Regions from separate parts of the Mus musculus genome. Here regions 1 and 2 are each linked to region 3. Evidence: chromatin loops called from intact Hi-C (ENCODE). Cell type or tissue: left cerebral cortex. All regions are shown on one strand.

Region 1 (8,000 bases), 91 kb after region 3:
TGCGTGTGTGTGGGCCTTTAGGGAATTCCAGCAGTAAGGGCTGGTTTGGACCATTCTTTCCCCTCCCACAGATTCAAAACTTAAGCTCCACCACAAGACAGCTGAATATAACTTTACTGAAGTGGAGTTGAAACGTCATGGTTGACATTTTTAAATTTCTCCACATAATTCCATGGTCACTTAGAGTTGACAACTACTAGTACACAAATTTTGCTGCTACCCTGGACCCCATCCTATTATAATTTCCAGTCCCAGTTCCCATCTGTCCCTATGTTTGTTTGGTTTCCAGTCCTTGTGTCTATGAAGCATCTTCTTTCAGAAGCCTTTTTACTGAATGTATCAATTCAACGTGGCTTTGGTTTTACGGCAGGGTCTTGCTCTATGGCACTGGGCTCTGTAGGGTCAAAGTTAAGAAGCATTCTTTCCTCTCCTAATGTGGGCCTCAGCAGCTCTGCTCCCAAGCTCTCACGTCCATTGCTACTTAAGGCGTAGAAGGGCATGCTTGTTCCTAGGTTCTCAGGACCAAGAACTCACTGTTCTCATCCATGAGTTGACAGCCACTCCATTGCCTATGCTCAAGTGCTTCAGCAAAGAATGGAGGGGCAGGCCTATCATCCCAGCATCTCTGGAGGCTAAGGTAAGGGAATTTTCAAACCAGGAATTTGAGGCTATCCTGACAACACAGTGGAACTCAGTCAACCAGTCAGTCAATCAATCATCAATCAGTCAGTCAGGGACTGGCAAGGTGACTTAGTAGTTAAAGATACCACTGCATCAACATGAGGTTGATGCTCACATAGTAGAAGGAGCTGACTCCTGCTAGTTGTCACCTGACCTACCTACATGTACTCACCTATAATAATAATAATAATAATAATAATAATAATAATAATAAATACTTAAACTGCATCTTCATCTTCTTGGTGGCAGTAGTTGTGCAGAGACAGAAAGCTTGCACAAACAGTTCTCCCCCCCCCCAGCCTCATTTTTCTACTGGAGATCGAACCCAGGGCCTTGGTTATACTATGCATGTCCCCTACCACTGAGCTACACTCCCAACCTTGCTAACAGGAAGGTCTTTGATTTACTGGAGCAAAACTACTCTGAATTGAGCCAAGGTTTGGTGACTACAGCACACAGTAACTGGAGACTCAAATAAGCAAAAGATCTGCATGAATATGGAAGGGGAAAAATGATGGACTGGGGAGGAGGGCAGTGTGGCCAAAGTACATTGTGGACTTATGAAGATGTTCTCGTGATAGGCACCAGTAGAAATATCTCTAAGACAGACAGTCAGAGCCGCTGGACTCGTACAGCAGCATTCCGTCCCTCTGGTTGTTCTAGCATTTTCCACTCTCCTTTCTCCGTGAGCACAGGCTGTCAAAGCTCCTCCCTGTCTCCTCCAGGTCAACAGATCTAGCAGGCACACAGAGTGATGGGTTATCTACTGTATATTTGGCCAAGTGTAAAAGGGAACTTACAATTTTGTGGTCAGTTTATTTTCACCCTGTTCATTCTCGGGGTGAGGGGAGCACAACTTTCACCTCATTGATTTCCTGTGCTCATTGACTTGAAGGCTGCTGTTAGCAGGAGCTTGCTCCACAGCCTTTCCAGGCATCTTTTCTATGCCTTGGCAATTCTCTGCTTTTGGCTTGAATGTGTTCGGGCTCAATTGGGTGGCATGTATCCTCAGTGAGACACTGGTCTTTTCAGTAGACATGCTCTAAATTCTACAGTCTTCCATAGGTGAAATCTGAAAGGATCTTACAGATTATTCTAGTCTAGCTCTTCCTTTAAACATGTAAGCACCAAAGGCGAGTGAGGGTAAAGAGGTCATGTGACTGGAATAAAGAGCAGAGTTAGATAGGAAGGAAGGAAGGAAGGAAGGAAGGAAGGAAGGAAGGAAGGAAGGAAGGAAAGAAGGAAGGGATTGGGGGAGATGAAGAGAGAAGGAAGATGAGAAAAGGAGGGGAAGGGTAAACCGAGGAAGAGGGAGAGAATAGAGATAAACTATATCAGTCAGGATGGTTTTGGCTGTGAGTAACAACACTCAATTCAAAGTGGCTTTATGAAATAATTGCATCTATTATTGCACACACCAGGAAGACCTGAGTCAAGCAGCCTTCTAGTATAATACAATTAGAGTTCTGATTCCTCTTCTCCAGGATTCCTCACTCCACCTTCCCACCTCTCGATTTCCCATGTGTCACCTGGTTTAATGGAGGAAGAGGTTGAGCAGGATTCCATTGGGAAGAAGAAAGGAGGGATGGGCCACTCCATCCCAGGGACCATTGGCACAAAGCCACATGCAGTAAAGAGTAGATGACATGCTGTTATTTCTGCTTATCAGGGCCTGGTGACCTGTGGGATTAACAACCTGTGTTGAACTTGGCCCATGTTGTGGAAGGAAGGGGCAAAGTGGGGGAGGAAACCAGCACAGCGCCTGTGGAAATTCTTCTTCACACTGAGAATGGCCAGGACGGAAGAAACACGAGGAAGCTCTCAGATCTGACTTGCATGCCTGAGGCATGAGCTAGGTGGAAACTTCAGCTCCAGTAGGAACCATTGCTACCCGGAAGGACTATTTGGGGCTAGCCTAGACCTGAAGGAAGATTAACGACTTCACCTGGAAATTCTCCCCTTGAATTAACCAAAATCCGCTGCTGCCAAGAGTCTGTCTTTCTCAGAGGAAAGTTGGCAAGATGCGCCACCCTTAGAGTGACCCACATGCTTGCTGTGCTCCTGGGTCTTGCCTTTCCTCTTTGTTCTGAAGGTTTTATATATTACCTTGCAGGAAGGCTAATCTCAGGGCGGAGTTCTTTCCCTGGTACAAGGCTTTGTTTCCACTCTAGGCCATTACTGTAGGAACTTTTTACAATTTTAAACATTGTCATTGTGTGTCTGCATTCCGTTATACTGCACTGCCCTGGTCCTCCGCTGCTCCAGTGGGTGTGTTTGGTGGGGGAATTCTTTGAGGTTTGTGGAGAGCATTTTGGAGAAGTGTAGTTAGATAATGTCCTGGTTCTCAGGGATCCTTTTTTAAAGCATTGCCATTTTCACATTAATCATCCTGTTTCTGAAGCACAGACAAAAGTTTCACAGCTTTTCTGCTGGGTCTGGGGAGGGGCTGCTTCTAGGAGTGCTCCTCCAGTCTGGAGAGGCAGCTTCGGGCTGAGTTGTGGGGGCGGTGTGGAAAAGCTTTTGGCTCCTGAATTACAATAAGGATTTGAATCAAGAGAGCCCACAAAGATTCTGCCCAGAAAGCTGTTCCACTCTCAGTTTCTTTTTTGGGAAGTGAGGCCCCAAGTATTAATGTCTTACCGCCCCACCCCCCCCACCCCCACCCCCGAATTCATTTTGCAAGTGGAGTACACAAAGAGGGGAGACTTGGAAAGTTCTTTCCCCGGCCCCATCTTCACCCCTACCCTATAACTTAAGTTCTCAGGAGTTTGAGGAGTCTGTGCTGACTTCCTGTGATACTGTTTTCTTTTTAATTTTTAAATGTGCTTTAACTTGTGTGTGTTTGCTTGCACACATGTGCACACACATGAGTGCAAGTATTGGATAGGTGTACAAGGGTACCAGAGGCGTCAGATCTTTCTAAAGCTGGAGTTAGAGGCTGTTGTGAACTGCCCAATGTGGGTGCTGGGAACAGAACTCTGATCTTCTGGAAAAGAAGTGATCTTCACTGCTGGTCTCTATCTCCATCTCTGCCCTGCTCCACCTCCACTTCTGCTTTAAGAACTGGAATGTTCTGCCGTTCTCCTAGGCTGGTTGGAAGAACTTGTTTACTTGCAAAGGCCCCCGTCAGCATCTTTCTGGCCAATGTTCTGTTTTCTCAGCTTTCTCTAATGTCTAGCCCCAGGTCCTAGAATCAGTCCTGATGATGAAAAGATGACTGTAGACTTCAGCAGTATTGAATGAAGGATGTCAAGACTTCTATAGACTCAACATGCAACACAGTGCCATGTCTGCTAACCTTTCAGGACCAACTGTCCTTTGTTGTCCTATGACTCCTGACTTCTTGCATGCCCTCCAGCCACTACATCCTGAGCTATACCTGTGCCTCTCATCCACCAAGGCCACTGGCCTGTTCTGCCACCTCTTTCTTTAATAGTGTCAACTAAGCCCTATCCTGCCCTGAGCCCCAGCCTGCTGGATGGATTTCTTCACACCACTGTGGTGAGTTCTGTTGGACTGGCCTCGTGGGGCTCACTCATGTGTACCCGACTGAGGGTATGCCTGGGTTTGCCACCATATTGATGGCTTTTTGCATCCTGCCTGAAAGGCCCTTTGGTACAGTATCTCAAGCCAATGGTTAAACCACGAGGGCTGTCGGCACCTAGCCAGGAATGGCGTGTTGCAAGGAATTCAGACATCCCACCAAGCCTTGTCTCGGGAACCCAATGTAGAATGCTTTATATAAGTATTCTCATTATGTTTTGAAAATGTGTGTATGTAGATGCTTCTGTATCTAATTTAATTAGAGAAGGCTCTATTTAAAAGCATGACTGAATTCATGACAGCTTTTTATCACTGTGCGTCTTCTCCATTGATCAGTGGGTGCCAAAAATACAAGCGTAACAACATAAGATGAAGTCGAAGCTGAGAGCCGGTCTGTGTTTGTCATTTCCCTCCCTCACCGCCCTCAGAGGTGCTGATTTCCTTGGGTTGCAACATTCTGCCCGCAGTACAGAGCTCCTAAGACATCCTTTATTCTGGACTGGCGAGATGGCTCAGTGGGTGAAAGTGCCAATCACACAAACCCGATGACCTGATTCGATCTCCAGATCTTACAGCAGAAGGGGACAGTTAGCTCCGACTTCCCGATGCAGGCCGTGGCCGTACACCCATGAGCCCACGCATGCATGCATGCACGCCCACACACACATTTTTCTACATTAAATGCAAAGCTTGCTGAAAATTTTCCTTCTAGGTACAGTTGGCAGGGGTGTCGGGGTGAATCCCTGCTGAACAATTGCCACAGTTGTCTACAGATGTTATCCTGTCCTGAGTTAGGGTACCTGCCACAGCTGCCTCCTGGTAAGGGCTCCAGGGAGGGACAACTATCGACTGGAAGTATCCCTCCGAGAAGGCTCCTGCCTAGTTGCCTGGTCTCTGGCCTATGGTACTGATGAATGGGTCCTTTGAAGGTAGGCAGGTGACACATCACTGTCTTGGCAGTGTAGGGGTACTGAGATCCCAGCACTATCCTCTCTCTCTAGTTTTACTTCCTGAGTACTGTGAGGTGGCCTGACCTCTTATGATGTTCTGTGCTACCATAGGCCCAAAGCAACAGAACTAAGCAATGATGGACCAACGCCTCAAACCATGATCTACAATAATCCATTTCCTTCTTTTAGTTAGTTGATCCTCTCATCCATGACTTTGGAGCTGAGTGACAATTTGCCCTGAAAGCAACATAACCTTCCGATGGCCCTCTGAGGTTACTGTTGTGGGTCAAGGCTATAGCAGAGGAAAAAGTGGAGAAGTCTCTCTGCTTCTCCCTCTCAGGCCCTGAGAAGCTGTTGAAGGGGACTGTCTGACTGCCCTGCCTCCTCACTGAGGATGGGGAAGACTTGTGGAAATGGAGCCTATGTCTGAGAACCAAATACGCCATGGGAAAGATGAACTTGGTAAGACCATTTAATTGACACGGGTGAGTTGCCCTTGGCTAGCCTGTGCTGGCTCACAGAGTAAGTGCGCCAGAGCTAGCCCTTTTGAGAAATCATAAGCAGCAGACAACATTGGGCGTGGCACCCCCCCACACACACCCCCTGTGTGCCCAAGGAGGAAACTTCTGTGCTCGGAGACTCCTGTCACAACCAGTTCCCCGTGAATCCTGCCTGCCATAAGTGCTTTACCACAGCTCAAGACAAGGATCTGTACCTTCTTGTGTACTGTGGGAACAGCTTGAAAAAAGGAATGATGCCTGCTGTTCTCATGGTGATAACAACTCTCCCCCAGATGTCAGGGGAGGGGTTTACCCAGAGCTAGAAACTGTGTTTTGTATTATGGATTCCTGTACAGTAAAGACAGTCATGGTGCATACCTCTGCAGCCTGTGGTCTGAAGGAAAGTACAGAGGGGAAAGTAAATAAATGCATATGTAATTACATATTCTGAGAAGGAAGTGCACTGTGCACAGGGAAAGGCCGAGGAGTCCTTTTAGAGAGCGTGGGGAGACTGTTTGTAAGGAAGTGGTATTTAATACTTAGTTATGCAGGATCAGAAGGCACCAGCCTCTGCCTGCATGTGGGGTTAAGAGTCATTTGTGCTGAGAGAGAACAATGTTCCAATGTCCTGTGGTAAGAAAGCACCTTCTTCCGTGAGAACTTTAATAACCTTATAGAGAGGAGGCCGGAGGAGTTACCTCTCCCTGACAGTCAGTGCTGGGAGGATTGCCCACATGAAGACAGATTAATCGAGTAGTAGAAGTTAACTAGAAATTGTGAGCTTAGTCAAAAGTTATTGTATCAAACATAGGTACAAAGCCCCGGGAGTCTCACTAAATGGGCTGACCTTGAATTTTACTGCCATCTTTCCTATTAAGACTTCCATTAGAGGTGTGCTTCCCTTCACTACAGATGGATTATCAGGACACCTGCTTTAAAACAAAAACTGAGAGGGAAAAAGAGAGAGAGAAAGAGTGAGAATGAGAGCTCTGTATTCTCAGTGGGAGAGAGAAAGACTAGCAAGAGGATGCCCCAGGAAAACAAAACAGAGAGTCCAGGCAGAGACAAAGCTCTTATCTGTGCAATCCCACGATCTGGTCAAGAAAAGCCCAGCAAGATCAGAGACTGGTCTTGATGTGTGATAAGTAGACATGAGGCAGAAAAGACCACTGTTGGGGTAGGGGGTAGGGGGGCTGGGAAAAACCAAAGGAATTGGATTCGGAGGGTCTATGTTGCTATTCTGAAAAGAACTGTTAATGCATAGGACCTTTATTCAAGACCAGAGACAGACATTGGAAAGTATATCTATTCATAAAAATATATGAGCATCTTACTGTTACCCATACAAAATCGCCAAGGATCTTTCTGGAGTCTTACAAGCTTTCTAGGCAAACAAGGGACCCTGAGACTAAAACTTGGTCTTCCTCCTACTCTGTGTGCATATGACTGGGTCATCTGTGTCTGCAAAATCCCTTATTCAAGGCCAAACAACAGGACAAAAAGGTAAATGTTGTTTTCTGTGGTGAGCCCCTGCCTTGGTGACAGGGAGACACCAAAGAGTAGAATGGGATAGGCCAGAGAGGCCACCAGCTCAGCCATGGATTGTGGCATGCAGAAAGGGTGATGCGTGTGAAGTGTCCTCTCCCTCAGCCTGCTTAACTTAGCATTCTGCTTGGCTTCCTTTATAAAAAGGAAAGCCCGGGCTGGAGAGATGGCTCAGTGGTTAAGAGCACCAACTGCTCTTCCGAAGGTCCTGAGTTCAAATCCCAGCAACCACATGGTGACTCACAACTATCCATAATGAGACCTGATGCCCACTTCTGGTGCATCTGAAGACAGCTACAGTGTACTTAGATATAACAATAAATAAATCTTAAAAAAAAAAAAAGGAAAGCCCATCCTTGTTGGTAGTCACACTGTGATAGGTTTGCCCTTAGCTCCACAAAGTACAATGCATATAACCTTCATCTGGTAAATAAATAAACGAAACTGAAAAATGAACCTGTCCACCTCTGCCCAGCCTCACCTAAGAAGAGCAATACTATAATATGCCCAAGTGGCTATGACCATGGGGAAATGTTTCCATGGCCCTGTCTACGCGGGCCCGTGTCCTCAGCTGTCCCCAACCGTGTCCCCTTCCCTGCTTATGATTGGTTTGTCTAAGTCAATCCCCAAACCTAGCTCTATCCTTTCTGCTTTTCCTCTGGAAACATAGGCCTCCCAAGTGAACTCTCAGACCCTTGCTGACTTGTGAGACAATTGCTTCAAGAAAAACCTCAATGGAGTGAATGATCCTGACTGGGAAGGCGAGCCTCAGGCACTGACT
Region 2 (8,000 bases), 380 kb before region 3:
TTCCTTCACTTTCAGTGTTAACTAACAAGTTAGCACTGAAAAGTTGGAAGCACTGAACACAGCTCAACCATTAAGCCTAAGGACTGGAAAATGTTTCTAATTCCAAGGAGAAATAAGGAGGACTTGGTGCTATCTACAGACTCCCTCAGAAAAGCCATTTATCCTAATTATTCATCCATATACTCTTGGAACATTTGGTGCCTTTTAATGAACATGTCCTTGAGGAACTTCTAGTCAAAAACCAAAGAGACAGCTAAACACAATGACCGGGTGTGATCAAGCGCCACGCCAGCGGTGTACAGAGGTGGAGGGTGATGAGGTGGATACTCAGAGCGTGCTGCAGGATTCCATGTCAGTGCAACTGTGAGAATACGGCCAGGGGCCAGGGTGGCGTGGATAGCAACAGTGAGAACAGACACAGGCACAGAGCAGGCAGGGAGTTCCCATGCACAGCAGCTAAGTAGCAGCCCCCTGTGTGAAAGACCCCAGCCGGCTATGTGCTGGGCACTGGCCTCAAGGAGGGATTCCTGGAAGACGGAGATAATTGCACATCTACCAGGGCTGATTCCTGATAGGACTGAGGAACACTCATTAATGGAGGCTACATGGGCAGTGCCAACAGAGGAACTGCAGAGAACTCCCTTGTTGACTGGGGAAGGGTCCCTCTTCCTCGCCTCCCTCTCCCTCTCCACCTCCCCTCCCTCTCTTTCTTATCCCTCTCCCTCTCTCTCCTCCCTCTCCCTCCTCTCCTCCTTCCTCTCCCCTTCTCTCCCCCTCTTCCCCTCTCTCTTCTTCCTCTCTGTCTCTTCCCTCTTCCTCTCTCTCCCCTCTCTCTTCTTCTTCTCCCTCTCCTCCCTCTCCTCCCTCTTCCTCTCTCCTCCCTCTCCCTCCCTCTCTCCTCCCTCTCCCTGTCCTCCCCCTCATTCTTTCTAATGGTTAATGATCATGTGGGAAAGGACCCAAGAGTTTCTGGTCCCCATTCTCCCTTTGAAAGGACTCCATTGAAGTCTGTACTGTAACATATTTGCTATCTCAGGGTTTCAAACAACCTTTAGACTTCATTGTTGACACCTTTCACTATTGGTTAGAGGCCAGGGAATGAATAGGAAGGAAAGAGGCATTCCAGGTTATGAGGTGAGCTGAGAAGGTAGAGAAGTGGATCTCTCCAGCCCACAGAGAAAGAGTGTTGAGCCCAGTAGCTGGTAGACAACAAACTAATGAAATAACTTCTTAATTTTCATATTCTCAATACTGTTGCTGAGACTCTTTGTTTCCTCTCACAGATGTTGATCCTGTCTCAGAATATTGCCAAGCTGGAGGCCCAGGTTGAAAAGGTCACCAGGGAGAAGACTGCAGCTGTCAGTCACTTAGAGGAAATTCAGAACCACGTTGCGTCTCAGGAAATGGACGTCACAAAGGTCCGAGAAAGTTTTGCTTTAATAATTGGCTTAAGTACATGTTTTCTTTGAAAACATTTTTCTTTTAAATTTATTTATTATTTTTATTATTGTGTGTGTGTTATGTGTATGTGTGTGGTGTTGATATGTGTATGTATGTATTGTATATGTATGTGGTGTGGTGTGTGTGTTATGTGTGTATGTGGTGTGTGTGTGTTACGTGTGTATGTAGTGTATGTGTGAGTGTGTGTGTGTTATGTGTGCATGTGTGTGTGTACTGTGTGCATGTGTGTGTGTTCTGTGTGCATGTTGTGTGATGTGCATGTGTGTGCTGTATTCAGGCACACGGGAGCACGCATGCTCGTGCACACACACACACACACACACACACACACACACACACACACACACCGTGGTACTCCTATGGAGGTCAGAGTCAATTTTCTCTTTCCACTGTGAGATCTACCTCTGGTTTCAGACCCTCTGAGCAATCTCATTGCATTGAAACCATTTTTCTTTTCTTTTTCTTTTTTTTTTTTTTTCTTTGCTTTTATTTTTCCCCTCTGTGTAGACTTGGCTCTCCTGGGACTCAGAAATCCAGCCTTGCTCTGCCTCTCAAGTGCTGAGATTAATGGTGTGGGCCACTGAAACTACTTTTCTTATTATCCAAAGCTCCATATGTCATTAGAAAGAAGTTTAGAATACAAAGTCTTTTTATTTTAAGAATAGTAAATGTTACTTTAGTGAGTCTGTCAACGGCCATTACTATAATCGCCTCTTCCTCTCCTCTTATTTTATGGTACTGAAAATCCAAAGCTAATTTGTAGCAAAAAATCAATTGGCAAAGACAGACTTGTGAATAGTTCTATTTAATTGTTGAATTTTTAACAAAACTTACCTGTCTAAGTTAGCAAGGAGTGATTCTTTTTCTGTAGATAGTATGAGCCCGGTCTTTCCAATAATTGCTTAAGGCATGCTGAAAGGTTTGTTTGATATAAGAAGTTTCCTCCTCTCTCTTCTGTTTCATATCTACTTTTAAAATCAACATTTTCTATTAAATTCTTAATTTCATCTTATATTTGGCATATTCTTATTTTATTGATTAAGTTATATATTCGTGCCTTGGGCCTCTCTGACCAGTGAAGTGAGAACTAAAACATATAGTGGTTTTAATTGATTTATTTTAAGAAATACTAGTTTGTCTGGATTTCAAGTAAGTCCCTTGACCAGTAAGAAAGCAAATATTTCCAAACATCATATATAAATGAAATCAATTCATTATCACTAAATTTATAGGTAATATTATAATACAATAATATATCTCCTTAAATTTTAATACATTTTATTCTATTGTTGTTTTAAATTAATTAATCATAATTTTTTTAGCCTTTACATTAATTTCTACTTATACAATTTACAAAAGGAGCTGTTTCTCTTCTCTCTCTAATTCTCCATTTACTTCCATCTGTCTGTTTGTCTGGAGACAGGGATGCAGATGGGTCTGTAGAAGAATGGACACACAGGTTTGGGGATGGAAGCCATGGTACTTGTTTGTGATTCCTTATAGGAGACACCTTTTAATGAAGTGTAGTGATGGAAAAAATGAGTTTGTCTCCACAGCTGCCCAACAGGACTCAGACTTCAGAGAGTGACACATTAGACTAAGTGACTTTGAGAAAACCTCCAGTCCTCAGATGATAATTCCGCCTCAGTAGAATGCCTAGACTTACTTTCGAGGTTTGTTGTAGATGAATACAGTAAGCAATGAGCTGAAAGGACTAAGAAAGTGAGAGTTAAAATTAAAGAATGAGGTGATTTTTAGAGGACTCGACTCAGACATTTCTCATGGAGTACATTTAGATAAAGTCTCTGTTTTTCATCATTGAGAAATTGTTATTTTTCTGATGTTATAAATTGAGGGTTGTCCAATTCATCTGTCCACCTATTGAAGCTAAACAGTTTGGAACAGGTTATTTAGCATTTTAAGTTTATAGTGTTTTGAATGGAAGAATCAACTCTCATGCATTACAGATAGACTTGTGTATGGTGCGAGCATTTCTGATGCCCATGGAGCAGCATTGTTGGCTGTGTTTCTGTCTTGTCAGAGCTTTGGAACTCTGCTGCCTTTATTGTTTCTAGAGAGCTTTTTATCTGAGCAAAGGGAGGCATGTAGGTTACATACTTTACTATAGTTTAATACTCAAGAACAACAAAACTTTTCAAAGCTTCTAAAACTCATTTTTTAAGAAATGCCAAATTGAAAAGTTTCAGGCAGGAATAACCATTAGATAACATGCAACCATTAAAAGGCAGATCTGAAAGTCAGAGAAAGCGTTGTGATGTAACTCAACTTTCTACAGGTTCTCAGTTATAGCAAAGGCTCATCGTTTCTTTATTTAGATTTTCCTGATAATTCTATTTCTCAAATATGTTTCTCCGTGTGAGTGACCTGGACTAAAGAAAAGTAAATTACATACAGAATAGTTTGCAGCATTTTAAAGGTGTTATATATATTATTTAATAATATCACAGTTATTTCACTTCTAATGTATATTTCCTCTTATGTAGACTGCTACAGTTATAATTGTAGAGCATGCTTAAAGCCAGCATATGACTTTTACCAGAAGTTATTTTATGGTATTTAGGTCACATTGCATACCTACAACAGTGTGGTTAATGCTGGCTGTATGGTTTATAATAAATGCTGGTATTGTACACCTGAACAGCAACAATATAGTTTATTAGCAAAAACTGTCCTCACAAAAATTTTCTTAAAATCTTAGCTGAAGTTTTTTAAAAGATATTTTATAATATAGAGAGAATGACCATCTGTGTGAATAATAACAGACTTTAACTGTTTTAATTACTGATTTTAGCTTGCGTGATTTCAGATGATAGTGCCTTTCGTTGAAAATATTCATTTGAAACTGTTTTATATAATATAATCCTGAAAATTAACTTCTATTCCTTAGTTATACATTGCATTATTTTATAGATTTTGATTGATTTTGAGAGGGTAATGAATGTACATTGTGGCATTCATGCAACTAAAAAGACAACTTGAAGGAATAAGTTTCCTCATTCCAGGCATGACCTTTAGATTAACTCAGGTAATCAAACTTGGTGGCAAACATCGCTAGCCATTTCTCAATGCTTCCTTATACTGCCTCCAAAATCTTAAACCATATTCAAGTCTTAGAAAAGTTTTGGTGTACTTTATCTGTGTGTCCTCTAGGGGGCACCAAAGGATCTAATTGTAGATATTTCTCTGCTGATTCCAGAGGCTACTGATCTGTTTTTACAATCTAACAGGTGTGTGGAGAAATGCGCTTTCAGTTGAATAAAACCAAAATGGAGAAGGATGAGGTGGAAAAGGAACACAGAGAATACAAAGCAAAGTCTCACAAGGATCTTGAAATGAAAGTCCAGGTAAGGAAGCACGCTGGCACAGTCAGCTGTGAGCTGTTAGTAACATGTTTTCTGAAGTTGCTGTGGTTTTATCCCTAAGGCACTATTTCTCTTATAATGTTTCTAACTAATGTAAGGACCCAGTTCATACTATTAAAAGAATTTCATTTATAGACGCCTGACATGAAGTAGTGAGAATCAACTGCTTGCATATGAAATTCCAATTTGACAGTTCATAAATATACATTTGGATATGTATCTATTACTTAGAAAAAGTTTTAAAAAATGTTCTAATGCACAGTTTGAACCTAAAATATACGCACATAAAGTTCTTGAAAGATGCCAACTTGCATCCAATTTTAAATGAGAAACTTTAAAATTTGTAAGATGAGATGAGTTGATATGTAAATATGTCAATCAAATTGATTGTTGGCAGAGTTGGACCAGTTTTAACTACGATAGCCATGAATCTGTGTGCTCAGGAAGCCTAAATACAGTGAAATTAGAAATGTTAGGGAAAATGCTACTCGCTTCAATTTCAGTTTGAACAGATGTTTTATGTTATAACTCTGTTGAGATTGTATAGATACTCCAATTTTAATTGACTCTGGGGAAAGCTTTTAAAGAGAACGTTCTGGCAGATTGACTTTTGATGTTCTATTTTTATGTTACATTATAGGCCATTGAAGGTTTGCATTCTTTACAGCCAAGAAAAGCAGATTGTGTATTCTATTAAAATAATATGACTGAGGTATCAGTATCAATAATTTAGAGATATCCGTACAGTTCAGAAGTAGGTGACTCCAGATAATTTTACAACATATTTCTAAGCAAGGCTTTCTATCATATTTTCAACATATTTTCCCTTTCAAGCCGTCAGCTGTTGATGACAAATGACATAAATGCAATGGGGAAAGTATTAAATATGGAAGTGCTAATGAAGCCCTGTGCAGAATACTTCAAATCACAGCCGAAACCCAGACAACCAGAACAAAAGTAGTTTTTATATGAGTAGATGCAACTTTATGATGAGTTCTACATCTTAGAAGATCTTTCCATATTAGCATGTACTGATTTTATTTTGTCCAGTTGGGGGCGTCCCTGATAGTAGAATGGAAAGTTCCCTCAGTCAAGGATTGAAAGCCTAGGACTCCTAAGCAAGTGGAGTGCTCTCTTCCTTCTGATATCCTACAGGGTTTTGCAGTCAGGTTGGCACACTCTGTAATATTAAATATCTTTTGAGTTATTATACTGAACTACAGAAGTATAATATTTCCTACTAATAGAACACAGAAGCAAAGAGTTTGGGGATGATTTAAAATCACATTATCATGTTTAGCAATACAAAAAACAAAGCAAAACCCTACAGTAACAAGAGTGAGTGTCTTAGGAAATGAATAACCTAGATTAAATCCCTTCTAGTGTCTGTTTCTTTAGCATGCTGTCTTCTTAATCAGCCCATAATGCTACAAAGGCTGAAACTGAAGGAGAGCGTCCGTGCTCCCTGGTGGACTGAAATACTAAGTTTCTCTGGTCATCTTTAGTGGTGCCGTTGCGGTGAAGCTGTACCCTCGGGGAGGACCCAGTTTGTAGCAGTAAACCTGTGAGGGTGAGGAGAGGTTTGCATGCTCCTGTTTTTTCCTGGAACAGAATGTGAGGAGAGTTTGTAGGTGCTCTTTGTAACTGGTTTGTCCTGAACAGACAGTTTCAGACGTAGTCGCTTCTCATTCCCTGGGTGATTTGGAGCAGCAAAGCAGCAGTTGTTCTTTGGTCTCTCAGCCATGACCTGACCTTCTGTCTGTAAGTCCGAAGAGTTATTTAGCTTGGCCACCATCTGCACCCAGGAGAGAAATTTACATTTAGCTTTGAAAAGCTGGACATGTCAAGCACTTATCTGCAATACCTACCATGATATAAAACATATTTAATTTTAAAGCCTTGTGTATCATACAGTCATCATAACCAGGAGACTGTCTCTTGGGTTGCAAACAGGTGTTCCCCATAATGCATCATTTTATTCATATTTTAGCTAATCTGGCCACTTGGTAGGTTTTGAAAGTAGGTGGGAAACTGAGCTGGAATGTGGTGAGCACAAGAGCCTCTTTGATGTATACACAGCCGGGCAAATGCTTGACCACTGGAATGATTTTCCTCACGACCTGAGCCTTGACTCTGGCATAATTAGAAAGAAAGGTTAGAGGGGGAACAATGGCTGTCTCTTCCGCCCACTTTCTTCTTTTCTTCTTATATTGTGTCAGGACCCATGGGTGAATTACCCTTCCCATCAGCTCTTTTGTATCGCTCAGGCTTGGAGAGCTGCTGTCAGTCTCAGGGGCTGCTTCTGCACCACGGAAAACAAAAGGCATTTTGTGTGCAGATTGGGAACTTTGTGCCTTGATTTATTTTCTTTTTTTTTTTTTTCTTCTTTCCTTTCTTTGCTTCTTTTTACTTTCTTTCTTTTTTATATAAACATCAGGTACACACACACACACCCCATCAAGGAACTTAAAAGCATATGAGACAAAAGGAACATTATAAACAACCTGTGCATTTCCAGCACTTAGATTCAGTGTGTGTCAATCTTGTCCCACCAGTTCACAGTTTTTTTCTTAACTTCACCTCATTATCATATTTTTCCATCTTAATTTCTAATTTTCCTTTCTCATTGTCTTTCTCTACCTCCTCTCCTTTCACAAAAATATTTAAAACAAATCTCAGATATTTATTATTTTACCTACAAATATGTTATTGAAGGAAAGGCTCATATTATCATATTGTTACTTTGAAGAATATTAACAATAATTACTAGCAAATAGCATGAAGCTTATGTTGACATTTCTTTTTCTCAAAAAGTGTTTTGTAGTTGGTTTATTCCAAAATGTAGAGCAGGTGTGTCTTTGTCTGTTCAAATGGTGCAGTACTGTCTTCTTTAAAAGTAAGTGAAAAGGACACTTGGTAAGCATGTTAGCTTTCTTTATTAGGTTTCCCTCTGAAGGCTTTGTGCTCCGTACTGTGCCGGTCGCCCTGCCAGAGCTGCACCTTCGTCCTCTGATACACTGTGAGCATGTGGCCGGGTTGTGCCTTTGTGTCTTCTCACGTTCCAGAAGGGGCCAGAAACTCTGAAATGCAAACTGCATCATTTCAGAGTCCTGTATTTCAGGTTCAGGAACTTTCAGGAAACTCTGGCTACATTAC
Region 3 (8,000 bases):
CTCTTCAGAACATAGTCATAACGCCCTGGGAAATATTTTTTCCTAAAGCCTAGAATTTTTAGGCAAACTATCAGAACTTTCAAATTCGAAAGTTAACTAACTCCTAAAAAACACTTTATAATTTTAAATTATATCTACCAAAAAAACCACAAAGCATCTCCCCCTTTTTCCTTCTCTTAGATTATCAATGTACAATCTCAACCAACATGTCCACTATTAAAAACTTTGTGCAAAGTCGTATGTTTGATTTTCTGATTTAAAACCCTGGGGGCTGGGGATATGCTTACCCTCAGCTTCACATAAACCAACGGACAAGCTGTTGAAGGCAGAGTCCCTCAATTTCTATGTGAACTGTGGCCCAGCACTGTATGAGGCTGGGGACTACAGAACACTGGCTCACCTGGCCATTTCATTCAATACACACACAATTCCAAAATCTGCCTCAGGTACCTCTCAAACTACAAAATGAAAATTCTTAATACACACACATAAAAACTAAATGCCAACAATTACTGGAAGATCCCCACCACCACCTCCAACACAGTCCCGGGATTAGAATCCCTAATAAAGTTCATCTCAAAGTGTCCTTTAAAAAGAGCATCAGACAGACCAGAAAACTTAGATAATTGTTCCCAACTCTGCCTCAATGTCCTTAACTGTGATTTCAGAAAAGGTAGCATTAGATGCTTGATAGCTCTTTCAGAGCCAATAAAATGTAAGATTCTTTACACTGAAATCTACAATCAACTTCATTTATAGAAGTAGTAGTATAGATGACAATCATGGTTATATATAGCTCCTATCCTCAAATTCTAATATACAGCTACTACAAAACAAGTAGCCATTCAACTCAGACCAAATCTGGGCTAAACTCCATTATTGGCTAAATTCTACCTTCCTTTCTGCCAAATCCCCCAGACACCCAAATATAATTAATATAGAAGAGACAAAGTCTCATCTGAACATTTTCTATTTTCTTCTAGTATACCTTTTTACCTTCCCTTCAGAATACAAGCAAAAATACCCATTTAGAAATATAAAATACCTGAAGTTAGCAATAAATCTTTAAGTATATTTAGATAGTTTCTAAGAACTAAAAGCATATTTATAAGTCAAAAGCATATGCTAGCTTACTCACCAACTACTATCTGAAGATTTCCTTATTGAAGAAATAAATTTACCTCTTATTGGATGAGGGATACCACAATAAAATATGTAAACAGTTCACATATTTTGGCATTTGAAACAATTAAAATGAAAGAGATGTTAGTTTAATCAATATAGCTTTTTAAACTATATTAACTTGATTCTGTAGAACTTAGAGTATAGATATATAATATAATGTATACTACAAAATAGCATATTATATATCATACTATACTATGTTTGAAATATATCTATACATTTGAAATTATAAATTTGAAATATACATACATATATGTATATTGAATGGGCAAGTTTAAATGAAACGATTTTTATGCTGTATGAAGTGTTTTCTCATGTGAAATTCACTTTCAAAATTGCAGCAAGATTGTCCTGAAGTAGATGAATTACAATATATGAAGTACATATAGCAAGGTCAGGCACATAGTAGGAATTAACTGGAAACTGAATCTAATTCTATCAGATTTTAAAGACTATCATAACACATCTGTTAATATTAGCCTACTTTTGCAGAGAGTATGCTGCACTGAAACAAGATTAAGAATACAGATGCACATGCTGAAATCTGGAGCTTATCAACAACTTTTAAATTACTCAAAGACTTAAGCACAAACCAACCATAAAGAATATTTACATTATTAATTCAGAGTAACTTGAAAATGCAAGTCAAATTATAAAATAAACCAAATAAAAGTATTTTTGTCTTGCATTTTATTCTACAAATCTAAAATTGGTTTGCTTTTTAATGCCATAAACATAATCACTATAAAGCCAAGCTCTCACCAAATCATGATTCTGATCCAATTAACACATTAACAAGAATCATCATCCCAGGGACAAATTCTTGAACTACTGGGCATTACAGAGTAAATTATAACTAGTTATCACTTCCTAAGAAGATGCAAAGTTTAAATGAAAGCTAAACTTCTACAACAATGTATGAAACAAGTTCCTCTTCAGAAAGAAGCCTAAGCATTTAGAAACTTCCATGTTAAAATCAAAACCTGGAGTTTAAAACTCCTAAACCCCCACACTGAAATCCATGCTAACATTTGTCGCAGAAGTTTAACCAACAGACTTTAAATGTACAGTGATCTTTAAATGTACAAACTTTAATGACAGTGATCCTCTGAATGAAGTCAAAAAACCTTACTCCTCCAAAGCACACTCCTCCTCTTAATATTTATTTTGTGAATGAAACTTTATTTAAAATATTTTAGGTGAAAAAGAAAAATCACACAAACAAGCCTGTAATGGTGGCACACACCTGTGATCCCAGCATTCAGGAGGCTGGGATCCCTAGCAGGCCAACCTAGGCTACAGAGTGAGTTTCATAGCAGCCTAAATTACACAGGGAGACCCTCTACTCCAAAACCATAATAAATACAATTGCAAAAAATAGAAAGCCCAAAGAATTTTCAAGTATTGTTCCATATAGAATACAAAACAACAATGTCAAGATTAAAGAAAAAAATAATTTTAAGTTGAAAATTAATCACTCATCATTACAGAAGACAGTAGAGGGGACAAGATGACTATGAATAACAATTTCATTTTTTGTAGTACTCCTTTAGACTAGGTATAACCTCTATGCTACTGCAAATGTACAAACATTAAAATAGCACATGTTCTCCCTAACTTTAAAATTTGAACCTCAAGATATAGATATTGAGGTCATCTCTGGCTTTTAAAAAGTTATCTTCAAACAGAATCAAAATTTTATATTGACAAAAGGAACAAAATTCAGTCTTGAACTGCATCTTGAATTTAACTGTGTATCTGGTATTGTGTTTCTAGAAAACAATTTATAAAGATACTTTTTAAAAAAGAATTCATGTTTTAGACATCCTATCTTCTGGAATATTCAGATTCATCTTCAAGCTCTAAACCATCTTTACTAGACTCTTCCACTCTTGGCTTTTCCAACATTTTCCTAAATGCAAATATAACTTAATATAATGAATGAGTCCTACCATAAATAAAATTCAGTGACTGTATGGAAATTTATAGTTCTAACAAAAAATTACTTTGCTTTACCAAATACAGAAGACATGTCTAAATTAAAGATTTGGGACAACTGTTATTTTATTACATATGAAGTCCTTGTTCTACATCCTTTTCAGAACGCTAAAAGTGTGTTGATTCTATTAATACCATAATTTAATCTATACAGAGATTTTATTGCTGGATTTTTATCTGTAAACTTTATCAATTTCAATCCATCAATGCTTTGAACCAAAATATATTACACTTGAGAAATGAATTTTATTTTCATAACATTATTCTGATGAAGACATTTGAGAGAATCCAAGCTTTGACTTATGGGTAAGCATTTTTTTTCTGCTTCCTAAAGATAAACAGTAAACACTACTACTGTTCAAAAACTGGCCCAAAGGAGAGATTCGGTTATCTCTAACCTAAGTGTAGATTCCCAGGAAATCTCAAACAAGGGACGACCCCACCTCAGCATCAGGACTATGGATGCCACCAGCTTAAGCTTCAACTTCGGGCTTCCAAGGGGCCTCACTAGCATCATGGCTGATGCAGACCGATGCGCAGGAGGCGGAGGAGGTGGACTAGGAAGAAGCTGGTTTGTTTACTTGCAGCCTGAGCCGCCCGCCGTCGCCGCCGCCGCCAGCAGCGACAGCATCAGTAGATCAGCCAAACCCAGCATCTTCCGCACATTTCTATTCTTAGCACACAACTCCCTAGCGGATCAAAACCCCACTACTATTAAAAACACAGACTTGCACGTTACCCACCTCGCACACGCACACCCGCACCCCATCAGCACCGTCCTCTCCCGGGCGCCGGCGGGGTGCGGTGGGGTGGGGTGGGGTAGGTAGCTGGCTAAGGAAGGAGACCCCGGGGACGCCGGTGCATCCTCGCCCGCACTCCCGCCACATGCGCAGACGGCCCCTCCCCCCAACCCAAACACCGACTCGCCACCGGCCGCTCGCTCGCGTTACATAACCTCGCCGCCGCCCCCCGCCCCTCGCCCCGGCCCGCCGCCCCCTCCCCGGGCCGCGCGGCCGACCGAGTCGGGGCGAAGGGACCCGGCTCGAGCTAAACAAGAGCCCTAAAGGCGCCGGGCCGGGCAACCCAGACGCGCAGCTCACGGTACCGCTAGGCCAGGAACACCCCCCTCCCTGGCCGCCCGCGCACCGCCGCCGCTCCCCCACCCCCAAAAGCTAGGGGGATGTCCGTGTCACCCACGCGGGGCATCCCCCGGCCTCCGCCTCCACACCTACGGCCCCAAAGCTTCAGGAGGAACGGGGAGGGGAACCCCGGCCCCCCGCCCACGCCCCCGGCGGCCGCGGTGACACCCAGACGCCCCCGCCTCACCCACCCGCGCCGCCGCCGCCCCCGCCCGGGGGAGGCAGGGAGGGAGCCGCGGGGCCCTCGGGGAGTGCGGGCGAGGCGGGGAGGGGGGCGAGAGCTGGGGGCGGTGGCTGTTACCTGCAAAGGCGGCGGCGGCGGCCCCGCAGCTGCTCGGGCGGTGGCGGAGGATGGAGCAGGGGGGGACGGGGGGAGGAGAGGGGGCGACTCGGGGGTCCCCCTCCCTCCTCCTCCCCTCCTGTCCTCCCCCCCACCCCGCTGAGCCTCTGGCCCCCTGGAGCCCGGTGTCGCCGGCGGGAGGGGAGACGAAGGGCTGCAGGGGAGGGAGGGAGGGAGCCGGCCGGGCGGGCGGGCGGCGGCGCTGGAGCGGGCGGCGGCGGCGGCAGCGGCGGGAGGAGGGAGGAGGAGGAGGGCGGGCGGCGGTACGGGGAGGAGGAGGAGGAGGAGGCGGAGACTCTACTTGGGAATCGGATGTCGGCTACAAATTCGATTCATCACTAGAAAACACGGCTCGGGCGGGGGGCCGTGGAGAGCCGCTGGGCCACGGGGCGGAGGCTCTGGGCCGAGCGCGCAGAGCCCCGGACTGCGGCCTCGCCTCGCCTCAGGGACCCAGCAGCCGCCTCCCCGCCCCCTCTTTCCTCCCTCCGGGGGCCGCCGCCGAAGCTTCTTGCCGCCGCCGCCGCGGGGCTTGTTGTTGACTTTGAGGAAAACTCCTGACGTCAGGGGCTGGCTCTCCGCGACTGGCGGGAGCGGCTTCCCCGCGCCCCGGTCCAGCTCACCGCCTCAGCTCCGCGCCCCAGCCGGGCGCTCGCCCCCAGGCTGCCCCGCGCCCCTCAGACCCGCGGCGACCCGCGCCCCTCGCCTTCCTCTCGCGAGAACACCTTCCCCAGCAGTCCGCGCCGCGGGGCCAGCGTTCCCGCCGGGAAGTTCTGGGCTTCCCCGGGCCGCGTGGCCCTGGACGAGGCACCCGAGGCGGGGCCCAGCTTTCCCCCCAGCACACCCACCGCACCGCCCCTGACGCCGCGGGCGTGCGGGCTCAGAGCAAGGAAACTCCTTCTCACATTCACCTGGGCGAGGCGGGCCCGGGGGCAGTGCGAGGCAGGTATCTGGCAGTCCCAGGAGATGTCACCATGTGTGGGCTTGAGGTTGTTGCAGTGGCATCCCGAGTCCCTCAGAACCACCTTGTGAGGGAGGTTGGTTTCATGGACTTGGGGGCACTAAGAAGATGTTGCTTTTGAAGTTCATGGTTGTAAGTACAGTAAAGACTGGTTTTTAGAAAATGACCCTTATCTTGCCACATCTCGTACCTCAGAAAGTCATAAAAGTTTACTTTTTCTGAGACTGTTTCATCGCTTCTAGAAACACCTGGCAAACCGGTATTAATTCTAATGGCTCCAGCCTTTGGGAAGAACCCGTTAGTTTCTCCCATTGCAAGAACCTGCTTAGTACCTTGGGCTTCTTCCTGTAGCATTTCTTCTGTTGTGTGTCTCTTCTCCCGATCTGTTGTTTGAACAAGAGATAGTGTATCCTGTCTGTGTGTGCCGCACAGTTACCAGTGAGCTGGCTGGGTCTCCATCGAGATGAAAATTACTGGTGATGATGGAGGTCTAATGGTCCAGTGGCTAAGGCTGGGCTGACAGACGTCAGAGGTTTATAGAGCTCTCACCAGAGAACTACAGTTTATGTTACCAAATCTTAAGAACCAGAATCAAACAGTTTTAAGAACTTGGATTAAGACACTTACTACTCTGACTTTGGTTGCCAGTGGCCTAGAAGTCTTCAAGTGCAACAGTTGGCTCTCTGAATAATTGGCAGCACTGAGCACCAGCTATGATTATAACCCTTAGGCTGTTGGTGTTGGTGCCTTGTGACAGTCCTGCAGTCTGTATGGTCTAACTGCCATGACCATCCCCACCTGTCCCCACGACTTGGCTGCTGCTACCACTTGCCATGGCTTCTTACAGGTGGAGCTGCCTTTTCCTCTTCCTGCTACCATTGTTGTACGCTGTATCGATGATAAACAGCCCAGGGAAAGACCATTTGAGAAATCCTTCATTGGGCCTAATGACTCCAAAACACCCTGATTACACCAGGAGCTGAGGAGGTGATTATTGTAATTCCAACACAGCATCTAGTTTTCCACCATTCATAAGCCCAAGGAACCAATCACTGGCCAGTTTGGGCTGCATAGAGGAATCCTGTCTTGCCAAATCCTATAGAATTCTCAGACTTATCCATTGATTTACTCTTTCATTAATTCAATACTTATTCTATGCTACTTTGTACCAAATCTTTCTTTTAAGACAGAGATGCTGACAGTATCATTTGCCTGAGGACACCCCCTTAGAATGATGTAGCTCAGTGATAAATACTTGCCTAGGGTGCACAAGGTTGCAGGTTCAATCCCCAGCACGCCAAAACAGAATTGACCAAGGTTTTGTCTTGCCTGGAGTACTGCTTTCCAAAGCTGGTACAGGTTATCTCTGAAAGACCTGTGGTGACTGGAAAAGGCCTGTAAAGCAGGAATCGTGGACTTCAGTTTCAGTTTCTCTGCAACCAGACTGTAGTTTCCTCAAGATGCCCTTGGACTGATCAAAGCAGGTCAGCTCTTATAATGAGTCAATCTGGCTAGTTTCCAAAAGGACTACTCTGACAGCTCAGTGGCCCACCTACCTCCCCTCTCTGAGGCACAGGGAAAGTTTGACAGCAGTCAACCAAATCAGCCTGGTTTCTAATAGTATATCCAATTAAAGGTTTCTTACAGTAAAGACCTATCATTAACATTATTTAATAATGTTTATCTATTGAAAAATAAGTAGGAAGAACCGAGTCCATCTATCCCATCTAAAGACCACATTTTTTTCTTATGAAATGCTTGCCTGATGTGTAGTCAGGAAATGGAAGTCCAATAAGAGAGAAAAGGGGATTAGTGGAGTTGTTTCATTTTCCGTTCCACATCTATAACTGAAACGTGGTTTTTGTGGCCATTTCTAAAACAAAACTTTCTCAATGGGGAGGAACTTGGCAAGCTCTATGTGAAGCCAAACCCCCAGCTAAAACAAAACAAATGGAAACAGAAAGGTCTAAGTCCTCCCTCACTGCCTTTCTCCTTCCCCCATGGCTCCTAAAAGTTGTGAATTAGCACCAGTCGGTCCTAATTCTGTTCAGTTTGTCCAAAAGGCACACATTCCCACAATTCCCAGATCCTAACATTGACTGTTAGCAAAATGATGGGGTTTCAGGTTTCATGATACATAAAACACAAAAATGGGTCAGGTTTTTATTTTATACTAGCCCAAGGCATGTAGTTGGGCTTGTTTGTTTGTTTTAAGAAAATAGTGCTGGAAAGTTGGCTTCCTGGTTAAGAGCACTTCCCTACTATTCCTGAAGACCTCAGTGTAGTTCCCCACACCCATGTCAGGCAGCTCACGTGGCTGTAACTCTAGCTGCACATACACAGACACACAAACACATAAGTAAATATTTTTAAAATAAAA

What was found. A loop is a pair of places that touch in the nucleus more often than their neighbours do. Peaks named below come from ENCODE experiments on the same cell type or tissue, not always from the same donor. Only the 100,000 strongest peaks of a DNase experiment are listed, where the experiment ranks them.
Region 1: a loop joins it to region 3, with 4 times the contacts of the local background. A loop is called at or near these places in 5 of 42 quality-filtered maps.
Region 2: it touches region 3 in a loop (4-fold over the local background); 4 of 42 quality-filtered maps call a loop at or near these places.

What each region holds. Positions count from the first base shown.
Region 1 is chr1:177,344,255-177,352,254 of GRCm38, forward strand. All of the region lies in intron 6 of Gm36904 (a long non-coding RNA gene), which reads left to right. Among named protein-coding and RNA genes, the nearest start is that of Gm36904, 91 kb to the left of the region's middle. In left cerebral cortex, no CTCF peak of the experiment used is centred here; DNase peaks (open chromatin) are centred at 39, 3,153, 4,373, 4,616 and 1 more place; H3K27ac peaks cover 1,280 bases.
Region 2 is chr1:176,873,281-176,881,280 of GRCm38, forward strand. It overlaps Sdccag8 (serologically defined colon cancer antigen 8), which reads left to right. Exons shown (of 18, transcript NM_029756.3): 11 at 1,284-1,418; 12 at 4,710-4,826. Among named protein-coding and RNA genes, the nearest start is that of Sdccag8, 63 kb to the left of the region's middle. In left cerebral cortex, CTCF peaks have their summits at 4,629 (motif pointing right) and 5,871 (motif pointing right); DNase peaks (open chromatin) are centred at 4,650 and 5,908; H3K27ac peaks cover 454 bases.
Region 3 is chr1:177,253,523-177,261,522 of GRCm38, forward strand. Gm36904 (a long non-coding RNA gene) reads left to right here and starts at 4,159. Exons shown (of 8, transcript XR_001779550.1): 1 at 4,159-4,284. It also overlaps a transcript of Akt3 not described here. In left cerebral cortex, a CTCF peak has its summit at 3,854; DNase peaks (open chromatin) are centred at 3,798, 4,276, 5,125 and 5,985; H3K4me3 peaks cover 3,249 bases; H3K27ac peaks cover 2,196 bases.